Regions from separate parts of the Mus musculus genome. Here region 2 is linked to region 1. A link is a loop called in an ENCODE intact Hi-C map of the cell type or tissue named here. Cell type or tissue: heart. All regions are shown on one strand. Links, peaks and the distances in the headings refer to the core of each region. The heading gives the core; the rest is flanking DNA. Region 1 has its middle 8.7 kb from the start of Slc29a2. Region 2 holds the start of Cd248 (CD248 antigen, endosialin).

Region 1 (15,232 bases), core at 4,865-12,864:
CTCTGCCATGCCCGCAGAGGCCAATGGAGGGCATCAGATCCCCTGGAATTGGAGTTACAGACAGTTGTGAACTACCATGTAGATGCTGGGAATAGAACATAGGTCTCTGGAAGAGGGGGAGGGGTTCCATCTCTCCAGCCTTACTTTTGACCCAAGGTTTCTCACTGAGCCTGGAGTTCACAGTTGGGGCTGAATGGGCTGGTCAGAAGGTCTCCAGGACCCTTGTATCCCTGGCTACCCAGTTCCAGGGCGGCGCTTATGTGCTGCTGTGCCCAGCTGCCTCATGTGTGCTAGGGATTCGGACTCAGAAGCTTATGACAGCACAGCAGACACTGCCCAGAGCCACCTCCCACCTCCACCCCTTGGTCCGTTCCTTTAATTTAAAAAAAATATTAAGAATGATTCTATTTTACACGTGTGGGTGTTTTGCTTACATGTATGTCTGTGCACCATCTGCGTGCTTGGTCACTACAGAGGCCAGAGGAGGGTATCAGATCCCTTGGAAATGGAAATACAGACAGTTGTAAGCTGCCATATGGGCTCTGAGGCCCAAACCTGGGTCCTCTAAAAGAATGAATTAAAAAAACAAGCCTTCTGCCATGATGAACCTGCAAGCCAGCCCCAATTAAATGTTGTCCTTAGAAGAGTTGCCTTGGTCATGGTGTCTGTTCACAGCAGTAAAACCCTAACTAAGACATAACAAAAAAAAACAAAAGAAAGAAAGAAAGAAAGAAAGAAAGAAAGGAAGAAAGGAAGGAAGGAAGGAAGGAAGGAAGGAAGAAAGAAAGAAAGAAAGAAAGAAAGAAAGAAAGAAAGAAAGAAAGAAAGAAAGAAAGAAAGAAAGAAAGAAAGAAATTGGGCAAAACATAAAGTGTCCCTCAAAATTTGCACATCTACATCCTTGGACCTCGGCTGCCTCGTGGTCAGGAAGTCCTGGAGGGAGACTAGTGCCTAGTATTTGCAGAACCTGAAAACTTTCTTAAGCAGCAGTTGTTGTGCTGGCCTCCTAGGACATTCAGCAGCTGGTCCTGTCACCTTCCAGTTCCAAGATGCCTTCCAGGCTCGAACCCAGACATGTGAGCCACTGGCCGGCCCCAACAATAGAGAACTTGAAAAGCCAGTATACAATCCAAACTGCACACAAAATATTTGAAAACAGTGATGATAGCAAATCTTTAATTTGCTGCTAATGTCTTGGTAAACAACAAAAAATTCATGAAGTTTTCCTACTATGTGTTTATGTAAATTCTCTGAGATGTCCAAAGACCCCTGAATGAGGAAAATTCTGAAAATCATTGCATATGTGGAAAGCATAGGAAGTTCTTGGATCAAGACACCAAGTGCATTGTCCATAAGCAAATGAATATTCAAGAGAACTCTTCTAAATGTAACAAACTTAGCAATGTGATTTTTGAATCCACCGAAAGTATACCTCATAAAGCTAACCTCAGTGATACCTCTCATCAAGTTTCAAACCGAAAAAGACATAAACTTGGGAACACTAAAGAAGCTTGCAAATACAAAGACTGTGCAAACTGTCTAAATGTGTGTTCTATTATTAGTCCCAAGCAAGGAATCCACCTGGAGAAGAAAGAACACACACAAAGTACAGATTTTGATAAAGTTTTTGTCTCTAAACATAAACTCATGGTGAAACTAAACAATAGTGGTGTGAAAAGTTACAAATATAGTGAAAGTGACAAATGCTTTACCCATCAATCCCATCTTAGTGTTCATCAAGGAATTCATACAGGAGAGAAACCTTACAAATGCAGTGAAAGTGACAATTGCTTTACTGACAAAGTTAGTCTGACAAGTCATCAGATAATGCATACAGGAGAGAAACCTTACAAATGTAGTGAATGTGGCAAATGCTTTACCAAAAAATCCTATCTTAGTATTCATCAGAGAATTCATACAGGAGAGAAACCATACAAATGTAGTGAATGTGACCAATCCTATACCCAAGAATCCTATCTTATTTTTCATCAGAGAATTCATACAGGAGAGAAACCTTACAAATGTAGTGAATGTGAGAAATGCTTTACCAAAAAATCCTATCTTAGTATTCATCAGATAACGCATATGGCTGACCTTTCCCGGCTGGTAGTCAATGAAGGGTAAGAACCTGCTTGGCAGGTAAACATAAGACAGGCATGGCTAACTCTACTGGAGGCCACCTGAGATGGGGCCAGAGCAAGGAACTCTGATTCCCACTGGTATCCTGAGCCTGTTCCCGCCAGCAGAAACAGACACAGGACGCCAGATTCTTCCATGGTTAACTTTACTTCATAACATATTGAGGTAGACAAAGAAGGCTCAGAAAGTGTGTGTCTTAAATACTTTTTGGTGACTAGGACTGGTAGCAACACCCACGATTCTCATGCACCCTAGGGATAGGCTAAACGCCCCAGGGGTTGGGCTAGTGCCCTGGGGGATGGACCGGTGCCCTGGAAATGGGCTGGTGACTTTTGGTGGGTTTTTGCTTTTAGCACATGCGCATATAGCTTGTTCTTTGTTTAGGTGGCATAAGGCACTGCGGAGCCAGCGCCATCTTAAGATGGTAAATGTTATTGCGGCTCTCCACATACTGGGCTTTCAAAAATTAAAACAAAAGGGTGGAACGTAGCCAAGCAGACCCTGCCTCAACCTTCCTCCCTGAGGCAATCAAGCACTTACCAGCATGGACAGAGACCCCTGATGCAGGATAAGGCAATGGAGGAAGCCAACGAAAAAAAAGAGAGAGCCCCATATAATACTACTTGAGAGCCAATGAAATGCTGGGAGGAAGGTGTAAAGGTTTGTCCATTTCCTGAAATAAACAAGTCTGCTTTTTCTTAAAAAAAAAAAAAATTGCACTTCTACAATCTTACTCTTTTTTTTTTTTCTTTTTCCATGAACTTAGCATCTTACATATTCTGTCTATTGTGTGGTTTGTCTGTCTGTCCCCATCAAAACATAAATTTTTACATTTATTTTTTTATGGTCAAGCTGTTCCCAGGAATGTTTTAACTACGGGGCATACCTGGGTTTGTTTTTCTTTGTTTTCAGCCCCAGGCAGCCTCTAGCTCACAAACAACCAGTAATTTCTGGGTACTTTATATGACTTACAGGTCTTGAAATTTCATCTTTCTTTCAACAGTTTCTTGTTTCAGTGTCTGGGATCCACACATGATCTTCCGGGCTCCTCCAAAGGGCTGGCCTCGCTTCTCCAGCTCTGCCCTCTGTAGCACTCTAAGCTCAGGTTGATCCACTTCACTGCTGCTGCCATTCTTGGTGATCATCCTGTGGTACTGGCATCTCCAATACGATGGGGTCTTCTGCTGCAACTAGGTTTCATCAATAGCCTCTCATAGGCTCTCTTTATGGTGCCAAGCCTCAACTCCTTTGCATGACCCCTTCAGTCCTGGGCCACCAACTACAACTGAGGCTGCACTTTCATCAATAGCCTTCCCTGGCCTCTCACAGTGCCAAGCCTCAGCTGCTCTTCATGACTCCTTCATGTCTTCAAAGCCAGTAACACCTTACACATTACCAAGTGCAGCTGCAGCACGAGGTACAACCTTGGCTCTCTCTGGAACCCAGCTTCTTTGTGCTCTTAGAAAACACTTTCCAGAAGACTTCACCTTCTGGTGAAAAAAACAATGCCAAAAAAGGTATTTTATTATATGTAGAATTTTTAGGTTTCCAAACATGTCTAAATGGAGATAGACTTGCAATCAGTTCTGCTAATTTGATCATAATTACTGGGGCACATCCTACTGTTTTGATTATAATACATGTTTGAGATTTTTGTATGTTATTTTGATAGAATCTCTAGCCCAGAGTGGCCTCAAACTTGCTATGTAGGTGTGTTAGTCAGAGTTCTCTGAAGTCATGTGTATATGCATGATTAAACACATGCATTTTCATACAAACACACCCACATTACCACACACACACACACACACACACACACACTCCCAGTCTGGTGCTACAATCCCTGAAGATTCCTGGAAAGCAGCTGATCGACAGTCTGTGTTGGAACCCTAAAGACATTGGTTCTGATACAAGCAAGGGAATACCTGAGCAAGAGGATAGATGAACTGGGTGAGGCAAGTGGGCAAAAATCAAAGGCTTTCTTCTTCCATGCCATCATATATGGGCCACACCTTCTGGGAGTGGCCAAGGTTTGGTGTGTGTGTGTGGGGGGGGGGGGTCCTCCCTATCTCGAGACAGGGTTTCCCTAGCTGTCCTGGAACTCACTTTGTAGACCAGGCTGGCCTCGAACTCAGAAATCCGCCTGCCTCTGCCTCCCAAGTGCTGGGATTAAAGGCGTGCGCCCTTCTGCCCGGCTTTGCCCAGCAGTTTTAGTTGATTCTAGCTGTAGTCAAGTTGCTGTCCAAGATCAGCCAACACAGTAGCCAAGGATGGCCGTAAGTTTCTCATCTGCCTTCCTCTACCTCCCGAGGGCAGAGACCAGAGGCACGTGCCACCACACCTTGCTCTGAATTCAACAGTTTCATAGTTTAGATTAAATAAACCTACTGATAAGATCCATTCTAAACCAAGCGTGATGCGCATGCCTGTCATCCTAGCATTTAGGAAGCTGAGTCAGGAGGTTTGTGGAGAGTCCGAGGCCAGCCTAATACACAGAATGAGACCCAATTTCAACCAGAAGGAAAGGAGGAAAGAGAGAAAAGAGAAGAGAGGCCCACAGAACCGGGGCTTCCTCGTTGTGTTTGTGCTTACTGGAGGGCAGGTAAGAGGTTAGCTTATTGTTCAGCCCTAACTAGAGCTGCTAACCATCATGGCCAGCCCACCTTCTCCCTCACCTTCCTCAGTGGATTGAGCACAGAATTGTGACAGAGCAAAGGTTCCTCCATCTTGTCTTAGCTGGAGCTATCTTTAATTTAACACGAAACTGACCGGTCCCTTTTCCCATCTCCACTGTGAACAATCTTGTGGGAAAGCAACCACCCTTGCTCTAGAAACTCAGAGTCAAAAATGCCCAGCTAACGGCATGGTGTTTGATTTGTATTAAACTGCTGGCTTGCCCCACTTCTCCCTGCAGCTGCCAGCCTGTGTTCTTTGGCTTTAAACGCTCTCTGTAAAATGCACTTGAGGCTGCACTATGGGAAGTGTTTCTCTCCAGGCAGTCACCAGCCAGCTTAGTACAGACTCAATTCAGATTTTGGTTGTGGTCTTTGGAGCTCCACCCTGCAAGAGTAATAGGAGATACATCGATGGACCTATGGGCCGGGAGCTCCAGAACAAAGATACTGGCACCTGCACTGAATCACCAACCCTGGCACCATCTGGAAAGCACTGTGTGGTCTGTGCTCTGCCTGGCACAGGTTTTGACCCCACCCTCTATTAGGTGCATTCTGTCACCCAGTGTGTTCTAGCCCTAACTGGTGCCCTGCATCTTTTCTCTGGAGGTGAAACACAGCCGTTTCATCTCATCCATTTTAAGCCATCAAATGCCTAATAGATTTGCTTTAAAAGAACAGCCCCAGTGTGTTAGTCAGCTTTGCATCAGTATGACAGAGGGCCTAAGATATCAATCTCGCCGTTAGTCAGCTTTCCGTTGCTGTGACAAAGTGCCTGAGGAATCCGCTGTAATTAGGAATAATTTATTTTTGGCTCACAGTTGGCTCTTGTTTCTGGTCCTGTGGTGAGCCGGTCATGATTGCAGGGAGAGAGAAGTGAAGTTATTTAGCTCACCGTCGACAGGAAGCAGGAGAGAAAGAAGGGGCCAGCAAGGAAACAGGCTTCAAGGGCACAGTCCTGGTGACTAACCTGCTCCAACTCTATCTGCCTTCTGATTCCTCCCATTTCCTAGTAGCTCACTGTGCTAGGAATCCACACCCTGCCAGTCCAGTCCTGAAGTCGGAGCCTCAGGAGCCGCCCACTGAACACTGGTGCTTTGGGGAGTAAGCCTTCATTTAACATCCAGGTCACAGCAGCAACGTTCAAGGACGGAAGGTTATTTTAGCTCACATTTTCTGAGATTTTAGTCTGCTTTCGATTGACTCTAGCTTTAGACCTGGGATGGCTCAGTGTGCTATGGTGAAGGGGCGGGGTCCTCTTCATCTCTTGGTAGCAGGGAGACAAACTGAGAAACAGAGTAAGGAGTTAGAGTCCTAGTACCCCCTTAAAGGGCACACCCTCAGTGACATAACTTCTCTTATTTTTTATATATTTTTTCTTTTTTTAAGATTTATTTATTATTATATCTAAGTACACTGTAGCTGTCTTCAGATGCACCAGAAGAGGACATCAGATCTCATTATGGATGGTTGTGAGCCGCCATGTGGTTGCTGGGATTTGAACTCAGGACCTTCAGAAGAGCAGTCAATGCTCTTAACCACTGAGCCATCTCTCCAGCCCTATTTTTTTATTTTCCTAATGATTTATTTATTTTTATTTATGTTTGTATGAGGGTGTCAGATCCCTGCAGTTACAGGCAGCTGTGAGCTGCCATGTGGGTGCTGGGAATGGAACCCAGTTTCTTTGGAAGAGAAGCCAGTGCTCTTAACTGCTGAGCCATCTCGCCAGTAACCTGGTATAACTTCTTTTTTCTAATCCCATGTCTTAAAGGCTCAGTTACCTCCCAATAAGGTGACCCAGGCTGTGACCATGCCTTTAACACACAGGGCTTTAAGGAACTCCTACCCAACCATAGCAACTTGCACTTAAAATCTAATTATTTTTAATCTATATTTTTGTTTTTGTTTTATGTATATGAGTGTTTTGAGTGTTTGCCTGTGTGTGTTCACGTGTGCACCATGTATGTGCCTGCTGCCCAAGGAAGCTAAAAATAAAGCGTCGACTCCCACGGAGTCGGTTATGAGCTGCCATGTGCGTGCTGAGATCTGGACACCAATCCTCTGCAAGAGCAGAAACTGCTCTAAAGCACCAAGCCCTCTCTCCAGGCCCTGAAACTGCAGCCTGAGAGGCAGGTATGGTGGCACACACCTGTAACTCCACCACTTGGAAGGTAGAGGCAAGAAAATCAGGAGTTCAAGTTCATCTTTAACCACACAGAGTTCAGGCTAGCCTGGGCTATGACATGAGACCCTATCTTGGGAGGAAAAAAAGGAAAACAACTTTATTTCTCCACCATCTTTGCAGTTAAAATGTTAAGACCAGAGGACATCTTGTGTGTGGTAAGACGCCCACATCTGCTGACTGCCTTTTCCCATTTTTGCCTCAGGACCTGCCGATTGCCTTTCTCCTTTGTTATTCATGAAATTGGTTGTTGAGTCCAGGAATTCTGTAATTCCAGCGCCTGGGAACTGAAATCAAATGATCTTTAAGAGTGGAGCCAGCAGGGGGCGGGAGAGATGGCTCGGTGGCTGAGAGCACTGACTGCTCTTCTGAAGGTTCTGAGTTCAATTTCGGGGGCCACATGGTGGCTCACAAACATCCGTAACAGGATCTGGCACCCTCTTCTGGAGTGTCTGGGGACAGCTGCAGTGTACTTACGTATAGTAAATAAATAAATCTTTAAAAAAAGAGTGGAGCCAGCAGCCTTGGTAGGGAAAGACTCTGATTCAAAAAGAAACAATTAAAAGCTGCTGGAAATTCTATCCCATGTCTTTCCAATAGAGGGCGCTGAGGAGACGCTGCTGAAGGAAGAACCCACATCCACAGTCCCCACAAGAAAGGCATGATTATAAATCTGTCCTGGTTTCTTTTGTCTAGATATAGCAAAATCCACAACAGAATATTAGAGCGAGGTCATCTTCAAACCTGCTAATCTCTGTGTCATCCTCCCCTCAAAAGTTGACACCCCAAATCATTTAAGAGATGTGCTAAGGCCAGGTGTGGTAGTTCATGCCTTCAATCCCAGCAGGGGGTTAAGGGAGGCAGATCTCTGTGAGTTCAAGGTCAGCCTGGTCTACAAATCAATTTCCAGGACAGCCAGGGCTGTAACTGAGAGACACTGTCTGGAAAAACATGAGATGGGGCAGGGTTGAAATATGGGAACAGCTGGAGAGACGACTCAGTAGTTAAAAGTACTGACTGCTTTTCCAGGAGTCCTGAGTTCAATTCCCAGCACTCACATGGTGGTTCACAACCATCAGTAATGGAATCCGAAGTCCTCTTCTGGTGTGTCTGAAGATTAGCAACAATGTAGTCATATACATAAAATAAAAAAATAAATCTTTTTTTTAAAAGAAATATGGGAATAGAAGGGTTTAGGGTCTCTACTCTTATGACTTTCAGGAATGGGAGGGTGATCATGGGGACTCAGATTGAAGGAGTGAACCCCAGAGCAGCAAGACCATCTGAGTGAATCTCCTGCCAACAAGGAGATAAACTATGTCAACCATTTAGAACATACAAACCATAAACGAGAAGAGAGAGAACTAGACAGCAGTCGAGGATGCAAAATCCAAGGTTGACAGGCTTGCTCCCATTGTTGATGCTATTTTAATAGGCGTGTTGGGAAGGCACATTCCCAGTGTGGCACAGGGACACTCCACCACAGGGAAAGAACAAGGCGGTATACAGTTTACCTTTGCCAAAGGGTGCGAGACCCCCAAACAGGGTGAGCGGGGGAACTGGACTGGAGGTTCATACAGTTTCACCCCAAGGTAGGGGAATGACTGTGTCTCACTGCACGGGTGGGGGCTGGGCCTCAGGAACTTATTTATAACTGGTTAAACAGCAGCAACAACAAGGCTCAGGAATGCCTGGCATCCGGGGCTGGGCACACAGACTGGGGAGGTTTTAAGAACACTGGCCTTTGATGAGCTAGCTAGCTATCCTTAATGGAAAGTCTGTCTCTTACAGATATAGCCCTTCTATACCGTGAGATTCCCAGAGATCCAGTTCGGATACGTTCACCAAAGCCTAAGGCAAAGGAACTGACTGGAATTGTGACAGTTTCTTGGCAGCAGTTTCCCACATAGCAGGCTGGTTCAGGTTCACACCGCCCTAGGCCAGTTGCTTCCTGGTTGCTGTTTGAACCGTTGGGAAGTTTATGTAGTAGTCTCCCTTGCACAGTGCTCGCAGGGCATTAGGGGATCCTAGTGTTCTTTTTCTAGTCTCGTCCTCTGAGGCTTGTGAGCTCACCCGGGAGCTCGCTCCTAAAAAACCTGGCTTTTTATACTTTTGAAATTCGGCTCGAATTGGCTTATTTCTCGTCAGAGAAAACCTATTACCTTACTTTCTGCAAGGTTCTCTTTTCTAACACATGTATCCCCTCTTAAAACTTGAGAGTTCACGTGCTTGCCAGAATGCGGTTGAAAACCAAGGCTTCTTTGCTGTCTGCAAGCTGTTAGGCTGCCCCCCTGTGGCGACCACAGGCAACACAGACCTGACCTTTCTATAGACAGCAGGCATTGAGAAACCAAGGGGTTTCCAGTTTGGATGTGTTCTAACCTCAACATGCTGCTGTGCCTCCCCAAGGCCCTGCACTCGCACGCGCACACAACACACACAAATCAAAGAATGTAGAAAAAGAAATTAGGCCGGGCGTGGTGGCGCATGCCTTTAATCCCAGCACTCGGGAAGGCAGAGGCAGGCAGATTTCTGAGTTCGAGGCCAGCCTGGTCTACAAAGTGAGTTCCAGGACAGCCAGGGCTACACAGAGAAACCCTGTCTCGAAAAACCAAAAAAAAAAAAAAAAAAAAAAAAAAAGTGTGGCGGTCAGAGAACAGCTTGCAGGTGTTGGTTCCCTCCTTCTACTCTGTGGCTCCCAGGAACTGAACTTGGGTCATCCAGGGCCTTTACCTAGTGAGCCGTCTCAGCAGCCTTTAGTAGAATGTTTATTTGTATTTTAAGTGATTTGTATATGAGTGTGTGCACATGAATATGGTAGTTCTAGAAGGGCAGAAGAGGGTGTCAGATCCCCCGGAGCTGGAGTTCCAGCTGGTTGTGAGCTGCTGGCAACTGAATTCAGGTCCTCAACAAGGACAGGAGAGGCTTAGCCTCTGAGACATCTCTCCGGTCCCCACCAGTGCCTGCAGAGAAAATAAAACAGAATCTGAGCCTTCTTCCTCTTGGTCTAAACTCTCAGCAGGAAGAGCAGTGGACAGCTGGAAAGGGTAAAAACAGCGGTGTGGTCTGGATAAAACCCATGTATTACACACTTAATCCCAGAGGTATTTGAGGCGTGGGAATTATGAGAAGTGTTTGAGTCACAAGGGCTCTACCCTGAGAAACAGATTCATCTGCTCAGAGATGAGTGGCTTAGAGGCTTCTCTGGGAAGTGACTGTGACATGAGAGCAGCCTCCTCTGACACACCTTACACTGCCTAGCCCAGTGATGCCTCTACCAAGTTCCGACACAGGGAGATACCCACATCAATGCCAATAACAAGCTCTTGGACTTCTTTCCCCTCCCGAGAACAAGAACTGTGAGCTAAATAAACCTTGATTACTTATAAATTACCTGGTACCAGGTATTTTGTTATGGCAACAGGAAGTGACAAAGACAACCCATATTTCTTGACTCGATGCAGGGGTCTCTCAGAGGGCCTATTTTTACTCATTTTCCCCCCTCATCACTGTAGAAATGTGTGGTGATCCATAAGGTGTGCTGGGTTTGAGCCCTGACTCTGCGACTTTCAGAGAACAGAAACACGTACCTTAATCTCTCTGTGCTTCAGCTTCCTCATAGGCAAGGCAGCGCCTCTTGCCAGAGTCCCTGGGGATTAGATGAGGAGATGCTGGTAAAGAGCTCAGAACACTGACTGGAACCAAGGAAGCACCCAGTGGATGCTATTTTTAAGCTCCTAAAACAGCAGTTCCCAACATGTGGCTTGCCACCCCTTTGTGAGTCAGATATCCTGTATGTCAGAAATGTATATTACAATTCATATCAGTAGTAAAATTAGTTATAAAGTAGCAACAAAAATAATTTTCTAGTTGGGGGTCACCACAGCATGAGGAACTATATTACAGGAGTCTCAGATGTAGGAAGGTTGAGAACCGCTGCCCTAATAGAAAAACAAAAGCAACAAAGTAACAAACAGCCAACATTCCAAGCACAGCCCCTGGGGCCTCCCACTTGCCCGCACAGGTCTTTCAAACTCCACCTTTAGAAGCTGGAAATGTAGTGTGTCACCGGTGTGTCATAACAGCATGTACCCAGATGTACAACACTAGGAGTGAGCCCTATATAAGCTGTGGACTTTGGGTAATACTGACTGACAGGAAGTCGGCCATGGGGCAGCGGGCATGAGAAGTGTGTGAGGATTCTTTGTGCACTTCCATTTTGTTGTGAACCCAAAGTTCTATAGAAAAGGGAAGCTTGGGCTGAGCAGATGACTCAGCGGTTAAAGTGTTTGCTGTTGGGATCCCCGGAACCCACATACATGCCATGTTGGAGATGGTAGCTCACCTGTAACTCAAGCACTCAGAAGTCAGAGAAGGGATCCCTGGAGCAAGCCGGCTAGTGAGACTAGCTAAATCGATGAGTTCTGGGTTTGATTGAGAGACTCTGACTCAAAGAATAAGGAGAGTTTTTGAGAGTCCCGATTTTAACCTCTACATACACAGGCATATGCATGTATATATGTATATCCACATACAGGCAAACATGAATAAACATATGCACACCACAAACACATACGTATGAGAAAAAGAAAAAAAAGCAAAGATTATTAATTCAGAAAACAAGTTAACTTCTAGGAAGAAATCAGTTCTGAGGAAATGAAGGGAATTACATAGGCACGGGTTGGTTTATTTTTATTTTCATCATTATTTATTTTTATTTTATGTGTTTGAGTGTTTTACCTGTGAAACACAAGGAGGCAAGAAGGCACTGGTTCCCCTGGAACTGGGATTTATATAGATGGTTGTGAGCTGTCTGCTGTGGATTCTGGGAAATGGAGGAACCCCTGTCCTTTGCTAGGGGGCAGCCCTGACAGGGTCAAGTACTGAGATGGGACACAACTTGGGACCAAGGCCAAAGGCTGATGACCTCTGGCATTTAACTCTCAACGTTCTGGGGGCTAGAGCTGAGGGCTTCTGGCAATTTCAGAGAAAAAGGAAAAGAAAGAAAGAAAGAAAGAAAGAAAGAAAGAAAGAAAGAAAGAAAGAAAGAAGGAAAGAAAGGAGGGAGGAAGGGAGGGGGGGGAGAAAGAAAGTCGCACACACCCAACTTTATTATTGCTTTCAGCTTCTTATAGCTTTTTAGACAAAAAGTTCTTTATGTAAGAAAGAATTACCTAGTAGACAAAATGTTACATAAAGGGGGAGTTACAGAAAGATGTCAATAGTAAGTTCAAAGCAGTGTTTCATTCTATAAGTTCAAAGCAACAGTTTCACACGGCCTTGTTTTAATTTATCATAGTGCACACCTGTGGCTTCATCCTTGGACCTGACCTAGCATGGATGTTTTTCCTTGATCACAAATCTATCTATTCCAAGTCTTTTTTTTCTTCTTAGTCCAATTTATGAAAGTTCATTGTATTCCTTATTATGCAGCCTTAACTCACTATTCTATGAGAAGGGCACATTCTATTCTCTCTTTTTTTAAAGATTTATTTATTTTATTTATATGAGTACACTGTCACTCTCTTCAGAGACACCAGAAGAGGGCATCAGATCCCATTATAAATAACTGTGAGCCACCATGTGGTTGCTGAGAGTTGAACTCAAGACCCCTGGAAGAGCTGTCAGTGCTCTCAACCACTAAGCCATCTCTCTAGCCCCACATCCTATTTTTTTTTTAAAGATTCATTTGTTATTATAAGTACACTGTCTTCAGACACACCAGAAGAAGGCATCAGATCTCATTACCAATGGTAGTGAGCCACCATATGGTTGCTGGGATTTGAACTCGGGACCTTTGAAAGAATAGTCAGTGTTCTTACCCGCTAAGCCATCTCTCCAGTCCCCCCCCCCCACATTCTATTCTTGATTCTAACTTTATTACATCTTTCTGACAAAACAACTAAAGCCATCTCCTTAAACTTTCTTCCTAAAATTATTTTAATCAAATCAGGAATTCTATCAAGTCATCATTTCACCTAAACAGCATTAATTCATGAAAGTTCATCTTCATGCTAATCTGCAGGAAGTTTGCCCAACAGAGTGGGCCATCACCCAGGAAGTAATCACACCAGGCTACAGGCAGTGAGGGTCTCCTGGTGTCCACTCACACCAAGCCACATAAATGAGGACTATGGCAAAGACAAGCTGAGAAAGCACATCAGCCCCAAGAAGCAATCCTGGGACCAAGTCTCTGGGGCTGTGCTTCACTAGAGTGCGCCCATCAATGCTGAGCAAGATGGTAGGCAGGCTCCAGGGAGCTCAATTATCAGCTGCAACTCTTCCTGCATGGTGTCTGCCAATCCTCTGCAAGTGGATCAAATACAGCAAGTGCTCTTAAGCACTGAGCCATCACTCTAACTGGCACGGGAAAGGAACAAAACAAACAAACAAACAAACAACTTCTTTTGGGGAAATGAGCAGAGTTCGGTTCCCAGCACTCACATCAGACACCTTACACTCTTTCACAACTCTAGCTCCAGGGGATCTGTCTTAGTCAGTGCTCTATTGCTGAGAAGAGATACCATAGCCAAGGCAGCTCTTAAGCATTTAATTGGGACTGGCTTACAGTTTAGAGGTTTAGTCCATCCTCACGGTGGGGAGCATGGCTGCGTGCAGGCAGGCCTGGTGCTGCAGGAGCTGGGTCATACGGTTCACCCACTGCCTTGGATGTGCCACATTAGTGCAGGATTTGAAGGAGGGAGATTGAGTTGCCGTCCAGCTACTACACAGAGCTCTGTCCTGTAAATCTCAAACTGTGCTACAAATAAAACCAACATTTTTTTTTAAACCACCCTGATAATTTTCTGAACCTGGGCTGTAAGTCCACTTGACATGCAGACATAGTGAATTATCTGTAAGGTTTAAATATGCACAGCATTTTCCAGCAACTTGGCCAACTGTCTGCAGAGAGACAGCTGCATTGTTTCATTTGGAGTTTCGCCAAGCCTTGGTCTCCATTCCAGTATGGCACATCCTCAGGACACAGGATTTTTTGGGATTTTGCTTTTTTTGTTTTTTGTTTTTTTTGTTTTTTTTTTTTTGTTTGTTTTTTTGAGACAGGGCTTCTCTGTGTAGCCCTGGCTGTCCTGGAACTCACTTTGTAGACCAGGCTGGCCTTGAACTCAGAAATCCGCCTGCCTCTGCCTCCTGAGTGCTGGGATTAAAGGCGTGTGCCACCACGTCCGGCAAAATATTATTTATGTATTTATGTATGTGAGTGCACTGTAGCTGTCTTCAGACACACCAGAAGAGTGTGCATCAGAGCCCATTACAGATGGTGTGAGCCACCATGTGGTTGCTGGGAATTGAACTCAGGACCTGTGCGAGAGCAGTCAGTGCTCTTAACTGCTGAGCCATCTCTCCAGCCCACACCAGTGGCCTTTAAGAGTCTGCTTTTGGTGCCCCTGCCGTGTGTTTAAAACTGGTTTTATAAAGAGGGGCTAAGCTTGTGACTGCTTCATGTGTCTGAGCACTAACCAATCACATACTTATTATTTTATTACTAAGTGTTTTCCTTTCTTGCCTCCCTTAGGATGTCACTGTGCCATCAAAAATTGTCCTGCCTGGGTTCTGTTATGCACAGCATTTCGCCACAAAGTAGAAGCAAAATATTGGTTAATTACAGATCCCCAGTCAGGCTGAGCTGAGAATCTGAGGTAAAATCCAACTCCTCCCAGCCAAAGGGATCTATTAGTATGTCCCATAGTGTGCCAGCACTCTCCTGTCCCCGGTCCTGGTACAGGCCGTTCCTTCTCTGAAACGCCTCATCCCCTTCCATCCCAGCCCAAGACAACAGACTGCTCCCCAGACCCTCATCTCCATCTTCAAGATGGTGCCAGGGCAACATCCCACCCCCTGTCCCACTTTGACTCACTCTCCTATCACTGTCAAGTAGGAAACAGGTCAGTAATAGTTATTAGAATAAGCATTCGAAAAATGCAAGTGACTAACTGTGTGTAGGTAAAACTGTCGAGAGATGCTCAAGGCAGAGGGGATGAAGAGGCCTTGAAAACCTGTTAGAACTGAACTCAAGACTGTCCCTCTTGGCATAATGGAAGTCTGGAAAGAAAACTTAAAGAGTAACTGTCTTTCCCAGTGTAATCCATTGCTGTCTTTTCCCTAACGTCACCAGCTAGGGTTAGATGCAGCCCAGGGGTAAGAGTGTTTGCCTCGCATGCACAGGGCTCTGAGTTCAGTTCCCAGTACCACACAGTCATCTGCAGTCCACCATGATCTA
Region 2 (15,232 bases), core at 2,880-10,879, 56 kb after region 1:
AGGTCACCTACACCTATAATCTCAGTACTGCTGCACAGAGACCTACACAAAAGGGAAGAGGAGGCAGGAAAAGAGAAGAGAAAGGGAGGGAAGGGAAGTGGAAAGGATTGAAATAATGAAGAGGAGAAAGAAGCGTGTGCGTGCTCGTGTGTGCGTGCATGCGTGAGTGTGTATCCTAGCACTTGGGAAGCAGAGGCATTTGGATCTCTGTGAGCTCCAGACCAGCCAGAACTACATAGTGTAAACTACATAGTGTCTTTAAAAAGGGGTGGGGTGTATGGGGGTGGGACATGAACGAGGACTCAGAGAGCCTCGAACTCACACAGGTTAGTAGCAGAGTATCCAGGCCAGGACAGTGTTCCAAAGAACAAACCTTCTCTTTCACTTTCTCATCCATGGGTCATGAGATTTTTAGTGCTGGGAATTCAACCCAGGACCAGACATCACCCTACCACGAAGCCACATCCCCAGCTGGCTCAGAATCTGCGGAGAATATAAAGGATCGTGTGTTAATGCCAGACTCAGAGGTGATGGGAAGACCAGGACTTTAAGGTCATCCTGGACCACACAGTGAGCTCCAGCTTAGCCTGGGCAACATGTAAGACTTTGCCTCAAAAAATCAAAAACGGACAGGGCGTAGTGGTGCATGCCTTTAATCCCAGCACTCGGGAGGCAGAAGCAGGCGGATTTCTGAGTTCGAAGCCATCCTGGTCTACAGAGTGAGTTCCAGGACAGCCAAGGCTATACAGAGAAACCCTGTCTCGGAAAAATAAATAAATAAAAAACGGGCTGGAGTGATGCCTAAGCAGCGAAGAGTACTTCTTGCTCTTGCAGAGGACCCAAGTTTGGTTCCCAGCACCCACACGGTAGTTTAAAAATACCCGTAACTCCAGTTCCAGGGAATTTGATGCCCTCTTCTGACTTCTGAAGGTAACAGGCACACACACGGTACACACGCATACATGCAGGAAAAACACTCATAAACAGAAAGCAAAAATGTTTTTAAAAGTCGAAATAAAAACCAAGAGTAGCCGGGCACGATGGCACACTCGGGAGGCAGAGGCAGGCAGATTTCTGAATTCAAGGCCAGCCTGGTCTACAGAGTGAGTTCCAGGACAGCCAGGGCTACACAGAGAAACCCTGTCTCAGAAAACCAAAACAAACAAACAAACAAACAAAAAACCCCAAGGGTATAAAAGGATTACCTGGTGTTGGGTGACTGTAGTACCTGCTACTTAGAATCCAGGAGTTTGGAATAGCCTTGGCAACAGAGCAAACTCCATCTCTTAAAAATAAATAAATAAATAAATAAAGGTAAAAAGAGAATGCAGGGGTTAATCCTTCACACAGAATCCCAGGGCCACCCTGGGTGCCTGGCCCAGTGTGCAAACCTCCAGAGGCCTCCAGGAAGGGCTGGAAGAGGACCCTGGGAGTAAGGAGGACAATGTGATGCCTGTGTCACACTTACTATCCTGTTGTGTCCCCATGCCCATACATGGTCTTGCACAGGTCCCCTCATAGCAGCCGTGCTCACCCTGAGCAGAGCTCAGTCTCCACAGAGCCCAGAGTCATGCACCCTGCCTTCCTGCAGCAGAAGCCTGGAGAGGCATTTCCTGTTAGGGGGCAGCCTCCTCCCGCTCTAAGCCCAGGTTCCCAGGGCCCCTGACTGAGCCAGGGTAAGGAGAGAGCAGGCCTTGGCCTCCTCCCCCCTCCCTAACCCCTAATGCTGGTCCTGCTGGAGCCAAAAAAACTTGGGAGTGAGGTAGGCTGAGCGAAGGGCTCATCAAATACGTGTCTGGTTGAGGTGGTTCTCAAGGAGGTTATCAAGTTGATTCTCACGCAGGGCCCAGGCAGGAATGGGTGGGGCCTCATCGTTGAGACCGTTTAGCAGGCCACATCATCCTAGCTTATCCACCTAAGGGCATACACAGCATGTCAGGAGAGCTGCGTGTGTGAGGCTGGGGTTTGGCGGCCTTAGATAGGGTGTCAGAGAAGATGCTCTTGCCAGGCTTGGAAGGAGTCGTTCACATATGTGTGATGAGAAAGGGCTGGCCCGATCAAGTCGTTGAGCTCAGAATGCAGCCAGTATACTGATACTGGTGAATCCAGATCCCGGCTTTCGGGAGTCTCTCTGGAAGACAGCTTCACCCCAGCTGCCTTAGCTGCAAACAACGCTGAAGTTTCAGAGGGTTGACTGGGGATGCTTCTCAGACAGACAGGTTCCCTTTTCCCTGACTCTCAGCTCTGTAACGCCTGAGGTAGCCCGTTAGTTGTACCTCCCCCCTCCTCTGCCCTTCGCCTCTCACCCCAGAACCCCCCCCACCCCACTGCTTCCTGCTCCAGCAGCCCCCGGGGAGCTAGCAGGGGAGCTGGCAGCGGCCCCAGCCCACTCCTTACAAGGCGTGAGTCCGCCGGGCCCGCCCCCGGCCCTCCCGCCAGAGGCCTTGATCCCTCCCCCTGTCAAGAGCAGCGGCAGGCCCGAGCCGGGCCAGTCGGGGGGCGTCGCGATGCTGCTGCGCCTGCTGCTGGCCTGGGTGGCCGCGGTGCCCGCACTGGGCCAGGTCCCCTGGACGCCGGAGCCTCGAGCCGCGTGCGGCCCCAGCAGCTGCTACGCGCTCTTTCCCCGGCGCCGCACATTCCTGGAAGCTTGGCGGGCGTGCCGCGAATTGGGGGGCAACCTGGCCACACCGCGGACCCCAGAGGAGGCCCAGCGTGTGGACAGCCTGGTGGGGGTCGGGCCGGCCAACGGGCTGCTATGGATTGGGTTGCAGCGGCAGGCTAGGCAATGCCAGCCGCAGCGCCCACTGCGGGGCTTCATATGGACCACGGGAGACCAGGACACCGCCTTCACCAACTGGGCCCAGCCGGCTACGGAAGGACCCTGCCCAGCCCAGCGCTGTGCAGCCCTTGAGGCCAGCGGAGAGCATCGCTGGCTCGAAGGCTCGTGCACACTGGCTGTCGATGGCTACCTCTGCCAGTTTGGTTTTGAGGGTGCCTGCCCTGCCTTGCCGCTTGAGGTGGGTCAGGCCGGTCCCGCTGTCTACACCACACCCTTCAACCTGGTTTCCAGCGAGTTCGAATGGCTGCCCTTTGGCTCCGTGGCAGCTGTGCAGTGCCAAGCTGGCAGGGGAGCTTCTCTGCTGTGCGTGAAACAGCCTTCAGGTGGCGTGGGCTGGTCCCAGACTGGCCCGCTGTGCCCAGGGACTGGCTGTGGTCCTGACAATGGGGGTTGCGAACATGAGTGTGTGGAAGAGGTGGACGGTGCTGTGTCCTGCCGCTGCAGTGAAGGCTTCCGTCTAGCAGCAGATGGGCACAGTTGTGAAGACCCCTGTGCCCAGGCCCCCTGTGAGCAGCAGTGTGAACCTGGAGGGCCACAAGGCTATAGCTGCCACTGTCGCCTTGGCTTCCGGCCAGCTGAGGATGATCCACACCGCTGCGTGGACACGGATGAGTGCCAGATTGCTGGTGTGTGCCAGCAGATGTGTGTCAACTATGTTGGTGGCTTTGAGTGTTACTGCAGCGAGGGTCACGAGCTTGAGGCAGATGGTATCAGCTGTAGCCCTGCAGGAGCCATGGGTGCCCAGGCTTCCCAGGATCTCAGAGATGAGTTGCTGGATGATGGAGAAGAAGGGGAGGATGAAGAGGAGCCCTGGGAGGACTTTGATGGCACCTGGACAGAGGAACAGGGGATCCTATGGCTGGCACCTACACATCCACCTGACTTTGGCCTGCCCTATAGGCCCAACTTCCCACAGGATGGAGAGCCTCAGAGATTGCACCTGGAGCCTACCTGGCCACCCCCACTTAGTGCCCCCAGGGGCCCCTACCACTCCTCAGTGGTGTCTGCCACACGGCCCATGGTGATCTCTGCCACTCGACCCACACTACCTTCTGCCCACAAGACCTCTGTTATTTCAGCTACACGCCCACCCCTGAGCCCTGTCCACCCACCTGCCATGGCCCCTGCCACACCTCCAGCTGTGTTCTCTGAGCACCAGATCCCCAAAATCAAGGCCAATTATCCAGACCTGCCTTTTGGCCACAAGCCTGGGATAACCTCGGCCACTCACCCAGCACGGTCTCCTCCGTACCAGCCCCCCATTATCTCAACCAACTATCCCCAAGTCTTCCCTCCCCACCAGGCCCCTATGTCTCCAGATACCCACACTATCACTTATTTGCCTCCAGTCCCCCCTCACCTTGATCCTGGGGATACCACTTCTAAAGCCCATCAACACCCTTTGCTCCCAGATGCTCCAGGTATCAGAACCCAGGCCCCCCAGCTTTCTGTCTCAGCTCTCCAGCCCCCTCTTCCTACCAACTCCAGGTCTTCTGTCCATGAAACTCCTGTGCCTGCTGCCAACCAGCCCCCAGCCTTCCCTTCTTCTCCCCTCCCCCCTCAGAGGCCCACTAACCAGACCTCATCTATCAGCCCTACACATTCCTATTCCAGAGCCCCTCTAGTCCCAAGGGAAGGAGTTCCCAGTCCCAAATCAGTGCCACAGCTGCCCTCGGTGCCCTCCACAGCAGCTCCAACAGCCCTGGCAGAGTCAGGTCTTGCAGGCCAAAGCCAAAGGGATGACCGCTGGCTGCTGGTGGCACTCCTGGTGCCAACATGTGTCTTCTTGGTGGTGCTGCTTGCCCTGGGCATTGTGTACTGCACTCGCTGTGGCTCCCACGCACCCAACAAGCGGATCACGGACTGCTATCGCTGGGTCACACATGCTGGGAACAAGAGCTCAACAGAACCCATGCCCCCCAGAGGCAGCCTTACAGGGGTACAGACCTGTAGAACCAGTGTGTGATGGGGTGCAGATGCCCCTTTGTGGGATAGAAGAAAAGGACTTGCTTTGGACACATGGCTGAGACCACACCAAGGACTTATGGGGGCTGCCCAGCTGACAGAGGAGGTTCTGTTCTTTGAGCCCAGCATCCATGGCAAAGGACACACCAGGACTCCAGGACCTCAAGGGGTGGGTGCTGGGATCTTCTCCAATAAATGGGGTGCCAACCTCACCCAAAGTTCATCATCCCCACTGATGCCTGAGGGAAGGGTCTGGGAGGCCTCAGGGGGAAAGGGACCTTCCATTTATCTAGGTGAGATAAGACCCCTTTCAGAAAAGATATGCTTCGTAATTTTCAGTGAAATGAGACAGGAGAGGGCAGGGCCTTACTTACCCTCTGTTACACAGCAGGCTGAGTGGCCTGGAGGTTTGATAAGGGAGAAAGTCCATACTTGTCCCCCACTTTATTAAAATGCAACAAAAATCTGGGGGAAGGTCTTGAGGTGAGGGTCTCTGATGAACTGGAGTCCAGCTGGAGTTTGGGAATCTCAGGTAGGATGGGGCTGGAGATTAGGGGAGAGAGGAGTCTCCAGCGGTCTGCTCTTCTGAACTTTCTTCTGAACGTTCTTTCTCATGGTCATAGGTTGCCCAGAGGTCTAGGCAGGGAATCGCCAAGGATGCAGCCACCCTAGGGTTGTAGGTCTATCGCCTTCATAGAAGATAATAGGGGGAAGAGGTAAGAATAGGTTGAGGAAAGCCCAGTTCTAGCTTCCTGGGTCCACTTAGAAACAAGGCCTTCCCACTAGGGAACACATTCTACTCTTTACCCTGTTGGGGTGAAAGTGGCACCGCTAGAAAAAAATCCCGGCAGACCCTAGCAGCACGAGGCTATTCAGGTTTGGGGTCCTGGTCAGAGATCACGAGTGTGAGATAACCTCCCCCCCTTATCCTCGCTGACTGTCTTGGGGGGAAGGGACGGGACCTGGAAGAGGGAGACGCCGGTTCCACCACCTCTATAATTTTTCAGCTTAGCCCTCGTGGGGCTTCTAATTAGGACTGGGCAAAGCCGCACACCCCACACCCCCCGCCCCCAGGCAGGTGAGGAGGGTGGCCCAGCGCCCTTTCTCTTCTTGAAGCCCCTATGCCACATTCTCGCCCAAGGATTGTATCCCAGGAGACTAGGAGAGGGAGTGCGGGCGCTGGGGACCAACTAGGAGTGGGGGTTCACAGAGGGGGGGCAGAGGGAACGCACCGCCCGGGTAGCCACTCTCACGTTCCCCTAACTCAAACCAGACGCCCCTGCCAGATCCTTCCCAGCTTTAACCTCGGAGAGGCAGTCGAGGGGGCGGGGGATTGATGGATGGAATGGAGGGAGGTCCCCTGGTTTTCCAGAAAGCGTGGGCCTGAGGCACCACTTTTGGAATGACACCGTCTGCTGGGACGGAGGCCTGAAGCTCCTTCCCATGACCTCTGGCAGAGAGTAGTCAGCACCCTGAGGGAGAGAAAGAGTTAAATGCGCTGCAGTCCGCGGGAGGATGGGTGTGGGGAAGGGGGCCCAGAGCCGGCTCTTTGTCATCTAGTAATGAGCACCAGATGCGGAGCTGCGTGCGGGCCTAAACAAACGGCCTCCCAGGGCAGAGCCCCCGCCTGCACCCAGACTCAGGCTCCGCCTCTACCGAAAGCTGAGTCTCAGGCTCCTCCCATTAACTCTCAAGCTGAGCCTCACCTCCGCGCGGCGGAGGTTGCCTCGATTATCAGCCCCGCCCTTCCAATAATGAGCCACGCCCCTTGGAGGCGGGGGCGGGGTGGGGGAGAGAAAACTCCCCGGAGGCCCCGCCGGCCAAAGCCATAGCCTCACCCCTCGCCAGCTCAAAGATGCCCTTAGAGCTATTGCTAGCCCCTCTGCCTTATCACCTCCCCCAGGACCCCGCCCATAAGCAACAAGCTGCGTCTCCACATCTAAGCAGAAATCGAGACAAGAGGAGTTTATAAATCTTGTCTTCACCGAGGTATGAACTCTGTCCAGACTTTGCGCATTCTCGTGCTTAGTCCCTTCCGAGTCTGGGATATCCCACCGAGACCAAAAACGCTGTTCCTAAAAGACCCAAGTAAACTCCGCCTCCAGGGAACGGAATTGCCTTGGAACTATTCTTCAGACTCCGCCCCTTCACTGAGCTCAGGCCGGCAGAAGAACTACCCCCAGGTAATGTTCATTGCTTAAACCCTCCTCTGTCTAGCCCTATGAAGCCACGCCTCTTAATAATACCTTTAAATCGGATCCACCCAAGGAAGCCCTTTTTAGGCCGCTAGATAGGTAAAGACGCCCACTGCCAAGCTTGACGGCCTGAGATCCATCTCTGGGACGCATCTAGTGGAAGGGAAGAATAGATCCCGGCAAGTTGTCATGTGACCTCCACAGGCGCACTATCACCAATACAACACACACAGTCCTCTGTTACTGGACAGTGGTGGTGCATGCCTTTCATCCCAGCATTCAGGAGCCAGAGTCAGATGGATCTCTGAGTTCGAGGCCAGCCTAGTCTACAGAGTGAGTTCCTGGACGGCTAGGACTACACAGAGAAGAAGCCCTGTCTCAAAACAGAATAAAACAAAACAAACAAACAAACACACACACACAACCAAAACCACCAAAAGCCTGCTCTCTAGACCACTCAGAAGTACCTCCCACTTAGGAAAAGAAACCAGTAACCCTTCCCACTCATGCTCCGCCTCCTGCCTCCCTGGATGTGAAATACACTCGGTTTGCGCGCACACAACCACCACGCGCACGCGCATACGCTCTAACCCTCTTACCTCTAAACAGAAAGCCCCCCGCCCCCCCCCCATCCCAGTCCTGGAGCCCCTTTTCCTTCTCAGTCATACGGTTAAAGAGCCGGACAGTGTCAATGATTGGCCATTTAGCGCCATCTGGCGTTGGCAACCACAGACTTACAGTCACCGGAAGGTTATAAAATGCATACTAATTGTTCAATAATTATTTGATTTGTTTGTGCTACTAAATATCTGCTGATTCCCCTGCCTCACAAGACAAATATTCTTCCTCATGTTTGGGATTCTGTTACCAAGGGTGCTTCACTTCAGTCATCAAGTCACCCTATCAAGTGACCCTGGAAAATCTTTAAATTGGCTGGTAGAACTCAAATTGTTCATTCCCATGATCCTGTTAGCAGAAGTGAGAGCACACTTTCTCCTCCAAAGCCCAGAATCATTGAAGCCGGGCTCCAGTCGCTCCATCCAGTGCTCTAAAGTATGGTATTTACTCTCACTTAAGGCGTGGCTTTGGCTCTGAAGCTCTGTTCGGAAGCTGAAGGTGGTAGTTTTTAGGAAGGTGTTGACGTCAGCCAGACTCTCAGGACAGACTTCTTTCAGCCTAAACAAAAACTAAAAATACTTTCCACCCACTTCTTTGTGAGAGTGTTTTAGAGGGCAGAAGTCCACAGGGTTCCATAAAACAGTTTCAGTTATCTTTGGGGCCAACAGAGAGGAGTTGGAACCTCGAAGGCTTCTACGGGTCACCCTTGCCCAACCTACTTCAGTTAGTGGTGAAGTTCAAGCACTCGCCATTCCCACAGGCCCCCCTGGGACAGCTTCAGGCCCAAAACTGCAAGCCAATTTTGGTGCTCTCAATACTACAGGTGATGGTAGCATTTGATGCAAATTGAAAATAACAGTGAATTTTCTGCCCAGTCCTAGTCCAAGACACAGCTAATTGTTCAGAGCTTGCCTGCTTGTCTGAAACATTGGGAAGGACCTTCTCTAGTAGTTACTGTGTCCCCCATCTACCGCTCAGGCATCTGACCACTCAGCTCTTCGGTATTTCTTGAAACCCTGTCATGCATCAGAAAAAGTGGCCAGAGACAGCAGGAAGAATCCGTACTGAAGTGCAGACTTAAGGGTTTTGGAAAGTCGTTGTGCTGGAAGGTGTTGGCTGGGGCAAACTTGTGAAGGAGCGGTCTCCTGAAGTGGACACAGGTGAGAGCCTAAGGCAGACTCGTGAAGGAACGGTTATCTGAAGCAGACACAGGTGAAAGGATGTTCTGTTAAAGCAAGCGCGTGAGAGGACACGTGATGAAGGAGTCTTCACTAACAACAGGCATGCATTGGCCCGCCTTACATTGCTTGGTTGAGCTTCACTTGTTGAGCCTCCATAGAGAGAAACATGCCAAAAAACCTTCTGGTGCTGTGCTGCAGGCTCTTGCTGGTTCTTTGGACTCGGACTGATTGGCAGAGTGATGTCAGCTGAGACAGACAAACATGGTGAGGCAAGACACATGGAGGACACTTGATGATAAATAGGACTTGATGGACAGTGGTGGAGGCTGGACTAAGCTTGCTTATAGAGCTAGTTGTGCAACGCTTGTGGGTCTCATGTCTTCAGTGATCGTCACTCTGCTGAGAGAGGCACAGCTGAGTACTCCTCCTGCTTCCCCTACTGACTTACACCGAGGCTCACGCCTGGCTATCTCTGCTAGGTCGTGTCACCGCTGTTGCTAACCCGACTCTACCAAACTGGTGTATCTGTGAAGTGTTTCAAGTGGATCTAGCTGCCACTGTCTTCTAGCCTGTGAACTCAATTGCTGATTTCCAGACAACATAGACTGGAGTCCCTCCAAAGAACCTTTCTAAACAGGTCCACTCCCCACCATACCCTTTCTTTCCCACTACCTCTGGTGGGTGGTGGGCTAAAGGGGAAGTTAAAGCATTTAAGAACCATCATTAAAAATGAGGTTTGAAAAAGTTAAAGTTATACCCTAAAGCAAGACCACTCTGGGCACTGGTGGGTGTCTGTCTTAGTTAGGGTTTTTGTTTCTGTAATAAAACACCTTCACCAAAACAGGTTGGAGAGGAAAGGGTTTATTTGAGCTTACAACTCCCTGATCACACTGTTCTATATCAATAAGGGAAGTCAGGCAGGAACTCAAGCAGGGCAGGAACCTGGAGGTGGGAACTGGAGCAGAGGCCATGGAGAAGCACTGCTTACAGGTTCACTTCTCATGGTTTTCTCTGCTTGCTTTGTTATAGCACCCAGGACCATCAACCAAGGGTGGTACCACTCAGAATGGGCTGGGCCCTCCCACGTCAGTCATTAAGCAAGAAAATGCACTCCAGACATCTGATGGAGGCATTTTCTCAGGTGTGATTTCCTCTTCCAAAATGACTCTAGCTTAATGTTAGGTTGATATAAAATCAGCCAGCACAGCAGACAGAGAAAGATCTGGCCTGAATTTAGGTAGTGGGGGAACTGGGCCGTGAAGGAGAAGAACAGAGAAGAGTGGGCACGCAGATTTGAGAGGACCCAGAGATGGACCGAAAGGCAAGGAGATGGAGAAGCTGTAAGATGTCTGAGGCTTGTGTTTTTATTTTTAAAAGATCTTGTTCTTTGTTTTGTTTGTTTTTCGAGACAGGGTTTCTCTGTGTAGCCCTGGCTGTCCTGGAACTCACTTTGTAGACCAGGCTGGCCTCAAACTCAGAAATCCACCTGCCTCTGCCTCCCGAGTGCTGGATGAAAGGCGTGCGCCACCATGCCCCACTGAGATTTTGTTCTTATTGTTGCTTTGTTCTGTTTTTGTTTTGTTTTTCGAAATCACACAGATCCACTTGCCTCTGCCTCCCGAGTGCTGGGACTAAAGGCATGTGCCACCTCCACCAGGCAAAAGTTTTTTTGTTTTTTATTTTTTGTTTTTGTTTTTTTGTTTGTTTTTCGAGACAGGGTTTCTCTGTGTAGCCCTGGCTGTCCTGGAACTCACTCTGTAGACCAGGCTGGCCTGGAACTCAGAAATCCACCTGCCTCTGCCTCCTGAGTGCTGGGATTAAAGGCGTGCACCACCACCGCCCTGCTTTTTTGTTTTTGTTTTTTTAAGATTTATTTATTTTATGTATGTGAGTACACTGTGGCTTTCTTCTGAGACACCACAAGAGGGCAACAGATCCCATTACAGATGGTTGTGAGCCACCGTGTGGTTGCTGGGAATTGAACCCAGGACCTCTGGAAGAGCAGTCAGTGCTCTTAACCACTGGGCTACCTCTCCTGACCTGAGTTCTGCCTCATTCCCCTGCTTGGTGTCATTTATTCAGGTGGGGATGTATGGAAAGCCATTCTGAGGTGGTACCACAGTCAGTGGCTTGTCCCTCTCTCATGCTGAGTTTTGATTTACAATGTGGCAGCACTAAGGTGATGAGGCCTGATGGGAAGTCCTTGAGTTGTGTGCATTGACTGAGACAACTTGTTTGTCAGTGTTGAGGATCAAGTGTTTGGCTGTTATCCCTGGATTGCCCAAGACTGGCATCTGCATCTGCATCTCCAGTCACAGGTCCCGGCTGAGAATGAAGGTCCATCTGTTCATCATATGGTGCTGCTGAGAGAATCCCAGACAACTGCCAGGGCATCCACAGAGAGCCCTGACACTCCTACCATTCTGGGGAAATAGACAGAACTAACTTTTCTGTTGTTATCACCGAATACCACAGCCTGAGTGATGAGGGTAAGTACATTAGGACTGTACTTACCCTGGGAGGTGGTGGTACGGGCCTTTAATCCCAGCAGAAGCAGGTGGATCTCAAGATCAGCCTGGTTTACAGAACTAGTTCTAGGACAGCCAGGGGACACACACACACAAAACCCTGTCTTAAAAAAAAAAAAGTCCAGGGGCTGGAGAGATGGCTCAGCAGGTAAGAGCACTGACTGCTCTTCCGAAGGTCCTGAGTTCAAATTCCAGCAACCACATGGTGGCTCACAACCATCCGTAGTGAGATCTGACTCCCTCTTCTGGAGTGTCTGGAGACGTGTACTTACATATAATAGTAAATAAATAAATCTTTTTTTAAAAATCCAAAAACATCATCCCTGCCATCATCCCTGCCACCTACATTTATGAGTATGAAAGCCCCCAATAAATGTGTAGCAGGTCACCCTGTCCTGAGAAGACCTACATCTGACATACTGCCACCACCCTGTTCTCCAGCCAAGATCATAAAAGGCAGATCAAGCTGTGGAGGTCAGTACGTAGCGGCCGGGCTCAGCCATCATCTCATTTGTAAGGAAGACCATGATTGTTTCTCCCATCTCCTGTTGTGGTTTTTTTTTGTGTGTGTGTGTGTGTTTTGAAAAAGGGTCTGGCGAGATGGCTCAGTGGTTAAGAGCGCCGACTGCTCTTCTGAAGGTCCTGAGTTCAAATCCCTGTTGTGGTGGCTCACAACCATCCGTAACGAAATCTGATGCTCTCTTCTGGAGTATCTGAGGACAGCTGCAGTGTACTTACATATAATAAATAAATAAATCTTTTTTTTTTTTTTTTTTTTTTTTTTTTTGGTTTTTTGAGACAGGGTTTCTCTGTGTAGTCCTGGCTGTCCTGGAACTCACTCTGTAGACCAGGCTGGCCTCGAACTCAGAAATTCGCCTGCCTCTGCCTCCCGAGTGCTGGGATTAAAGGCGTGCGCCACCACCGCCCGGCGTTTTTTTTCTTTTTTTAAAGATTTATTTATTATATGTAAGTACACTGTAGCTGTCTTCAGACACTCCAGAAGAGGGCATCAGATCTTGTTACAGATGGTTGTGAGCCACCATGTGGTTGCTGGGATTTGAACTCCATACCTTCGGAAGAGCAGTCGGGTGCTCTTACCCACTGAGCCATCTCACCAGCCCCAAATAAATAAATCTTAAAAAAAAAGAAAGTGGATGAGTAAAACCAAATGAATGTGACTTCTTAGGGTGGGCCTGAGGTTAAATACCTTAAAAAGAGAGAGAGAGAGTCTCAGGTACCAGAGTCTGGACTGGAACTCACTGTGCAGTCTAACATGACCTTGAACTCCTGATTCTTCTGCTTTCACGTCCTAGTTCTGGGATCCCAGGGCTGTGCTCCCCCACACCTGGTGGAGAAGTGGGGTCTGTGTTCTCCCCACTTAAGCCTGATGTCTGTATGACAACCTTCTGCTGTGCCTCTGTGTGACAGTGCGGTTCCCTTGCTGTTCTCCTTGTCCCTGCAGCCAGCTGGTGGGCATAAGGAGACCCAGGCGCCAGGAGTCCACCAGTGGCTGCTCTAGCCAACATCTCTAGTCAGTCCCGTGACGCCTATGACAGACCCTCAGAACAACCCAGCTTGACTCCTGAGACCTCCAGAGGAGGCCCTCTATGTGGGAGGCAGGGAATAGGGTGTCTTCATTGTGCTTTGACTGAATTCTTGACCCACAACTGCAAGAAGAGATGGCAAGGATCATAGTTTCTTCTTGTTTTGGTTTTAGTTTGGTTTTGTTTCTTCAAGACAGGGATTCTGGGCTGGAGAGAGGGCTCAGCAGTTAAGAACACTGACTGCTCTTCTGAAGGTCCTGAGTTCAAATCCCAGCAACCACATGGTGACTCAAAACCATTCATAATAAGATCTGACGCTCTCCTCTGGTGTGTCTGAAGACAGCTACAGTGTATTTACATATAATAATAAATAAATCTTAAAAAAGAACACATTTAAAAAAAAAAAAAAGAAAACACAAGACAGGGATTCTTTGCATAACCCTGGCTGCCCTGGAACTTGTTCTGTAGGCCAGCTTAGTCTCAAACTCACAGAGATATGCCTGCCTCTGCCTTCTGAGTACCGGGATTAAAGGTGTGCGCCATCACCACCTGATAATTAATAAAGGTTGTTGTTAATGGAAACGAAGGAGAAAATAGTGACTTAAATAAACTGTATTTTACTCCTTTGCATTGAAGTCTGGAAGTAGGCAACCAGGAGTGCTTTGGCAACCCCACTGAGGCAGTAGAGACCCAGGATCTTTTATCTTGATATTACTATTCTCTGCACATGGTTGCAATTTTCAAAGTTACCTCCAGATCCAAGATAACTGCTAGAGTTCCAGCTATCACATGTACATTCCAACATGAATACCGGATGAAGCAAAAGAAAACAAAAAACAATGGCTTTCTCCAACATTGTTTTTATCTTAAAAGACATCATTAGAAATCCCTTCTCAGGTTGGAGATATGGCTCAGTGGTTAAGAGCACTAACTGCTCTTCCAGTTGTCCTGAGTTCAATTTCCAGCAATCACATGGTGGCTCACAACCATTTTTAATGAGATCTGATGCCCTCTTCTGGTGTATCTGCATACAGCTTCAGTGTACTCAAAATATACATAAAATAAATAATACTTTAAAAAAATCCCTTCTCACTCCTTCTGACTATGTCTTAGAATTATGTCACACTATCCATGCAAGGGAGTGTAGAATGTTGCCTTTGGCTGGGGTCACTGCCATCTAGGATACAGTTGGATTTATACATTGAGGAAGAAAGAAGGTTCTGTGAGCACTTGGTAGCTATAGTATCAGAGGAGAAGGAAGGGCAGAGACCTCCCCCAGGAAGATTTCTTGGTATTTTGGGTACTGTAGGTTTTCTACTTCAGTTGTTTATTATATGGAGTCTCAGGTCTCCCAGGCTAATCTTGAACTCCAGACCTAGCTAAGGATGACCTTGAAATTCCAACCTCCTGCCTCTATCTTCTGAACACTGGGATGATAGACTCACATCACCACACTTGCTACTCATGTTATTGGAGCTGGAACCCTGGGCCACTTGCACGCTAGACAAGCACTCTACCCACTGAGCTAGACTTCCCTGCAGGCAGCTGGACGTTGTCTTCATGTAAAGCCTCAGCTTTCTTCTTTTTCAACTATTCACCATGGCTCCAGCTCCAACACAGACTCTGGTGTTTGTCCTAGAGCCATGGGTCTTGGCTTCTGTTTCCCCATGCTACTCAAAGCTCGGGAACTAATTATACTCCTGCTTCCCCGCAGCCTAGCACTCGTGTATAGTAGACATCGTGAGCAAACTCTGCATACAACATTGACACCTCACTCAGAAGAGTGAGGCCCTTCCTGTATTCTCTTTCTTTAGATTCCATTTTGGCTTGCCCATGTTTCAGCTTTCTTTCCCTCAACTTGCCCCAGACTGCTCAGTGGCCACAAATGGAACTGTATTTGGGTTACAAGCCATACCTTTCTCCCCACAGTGGGAAGCAGACATCACCCCTTAGTCCTCTGCATGCCCAGCAGGTTTGCAATTGCCACCAGGTTGGAAGAGGAGTCACCTGGGACAATGCATACTATGTAATCAAGTTCTGATACTGGGGTTGAGTGTAGTCAGCTACTCAGGCCATCTCAAAGCTGGGTCTCAGAGGCCCTGGGGGAGGCAGAAAGGCTCCCACCCTGTGTGTCTGAATACTAGACGCTACCTCTGGGTCTCCTCCCTGAGCCCACCATTACACCTGACTCTGTACTCAGTGGCCTTGGACCCATCACCCAGGAACACACGTGTGAAACCTCTCCCGTTTCATAACTTTATTTAATTTTCTCTGTCTCTTCCCTCCCCCGCCAGCCCCTGAGAGGGGGTGGAATCCCCAGTTGGAAGGGAAGGGACTAGTCTGTTCTCCCTAGGGAGGGATG

Evidence for each region. A loop is a pair of places that touch in the nucleus more often than their neighbours do. Peaks named below come from ENCODE experiments on the same cell type or tissue, not always from the same donor. Only the 100,000 strongest peaks of a DNase experiment are listed, where the experiment ranks them.
Region 2: a loop joins it to region 1, with 7 times the contacts of the local background. A loop is called at or near these places in 14 of 42 quality-filtered maps.

Annotation. Positions count from the first base shown.
Region 1 is chr19:5,007,715-5,022,946 of GRCm38, forward strand. It overlaps a transcript of Slc29a2 not described here. Among named protein-coding and RNA genes, the nearest start is that of Slc29a2, 8.7 kb to the right of the region's middle. In heart, for the core only: CTCF peaks have their summits at 7,573 (motif pointing right) and 9,285 (motif pointing left); DNase peaks (open chromatin) are centred at 8,647 and 9,346; H3K4me3 peaks cover 1,054 bases; H3K27ac peaks cover 1,696 bases.
Region 2 is chr19:5,065,619-5,080,850 of GRCm38, forward strand. Cd248 (CD248 antigen, endosialin) reads left to right here and starts at 2,460. Exons shown (of 1, transcript NM_054042.2): 1 at 2,460-5,022. The coding sequence starts at 2,508. The coding sequence ends at 4,805. It overlaps Tmem151a (transmembrane protein 151A), which reads right to left. Exons shown (of 2, transcript NM_001001885.2): 2 at 13,715-15,232. In heart, for the core only: a CTCF peak has its summit at 7,746 (motif pointing left); DNase peaks (open chromatin) are centred at 3,283, 6,493, 7,033, 7,573 and 2 weaker places; H3K4me3 peaks cover 4,944 bases; H3K27ac peaks cover 4,625 bases; H3K27me3 peaks cover 3,144 bases.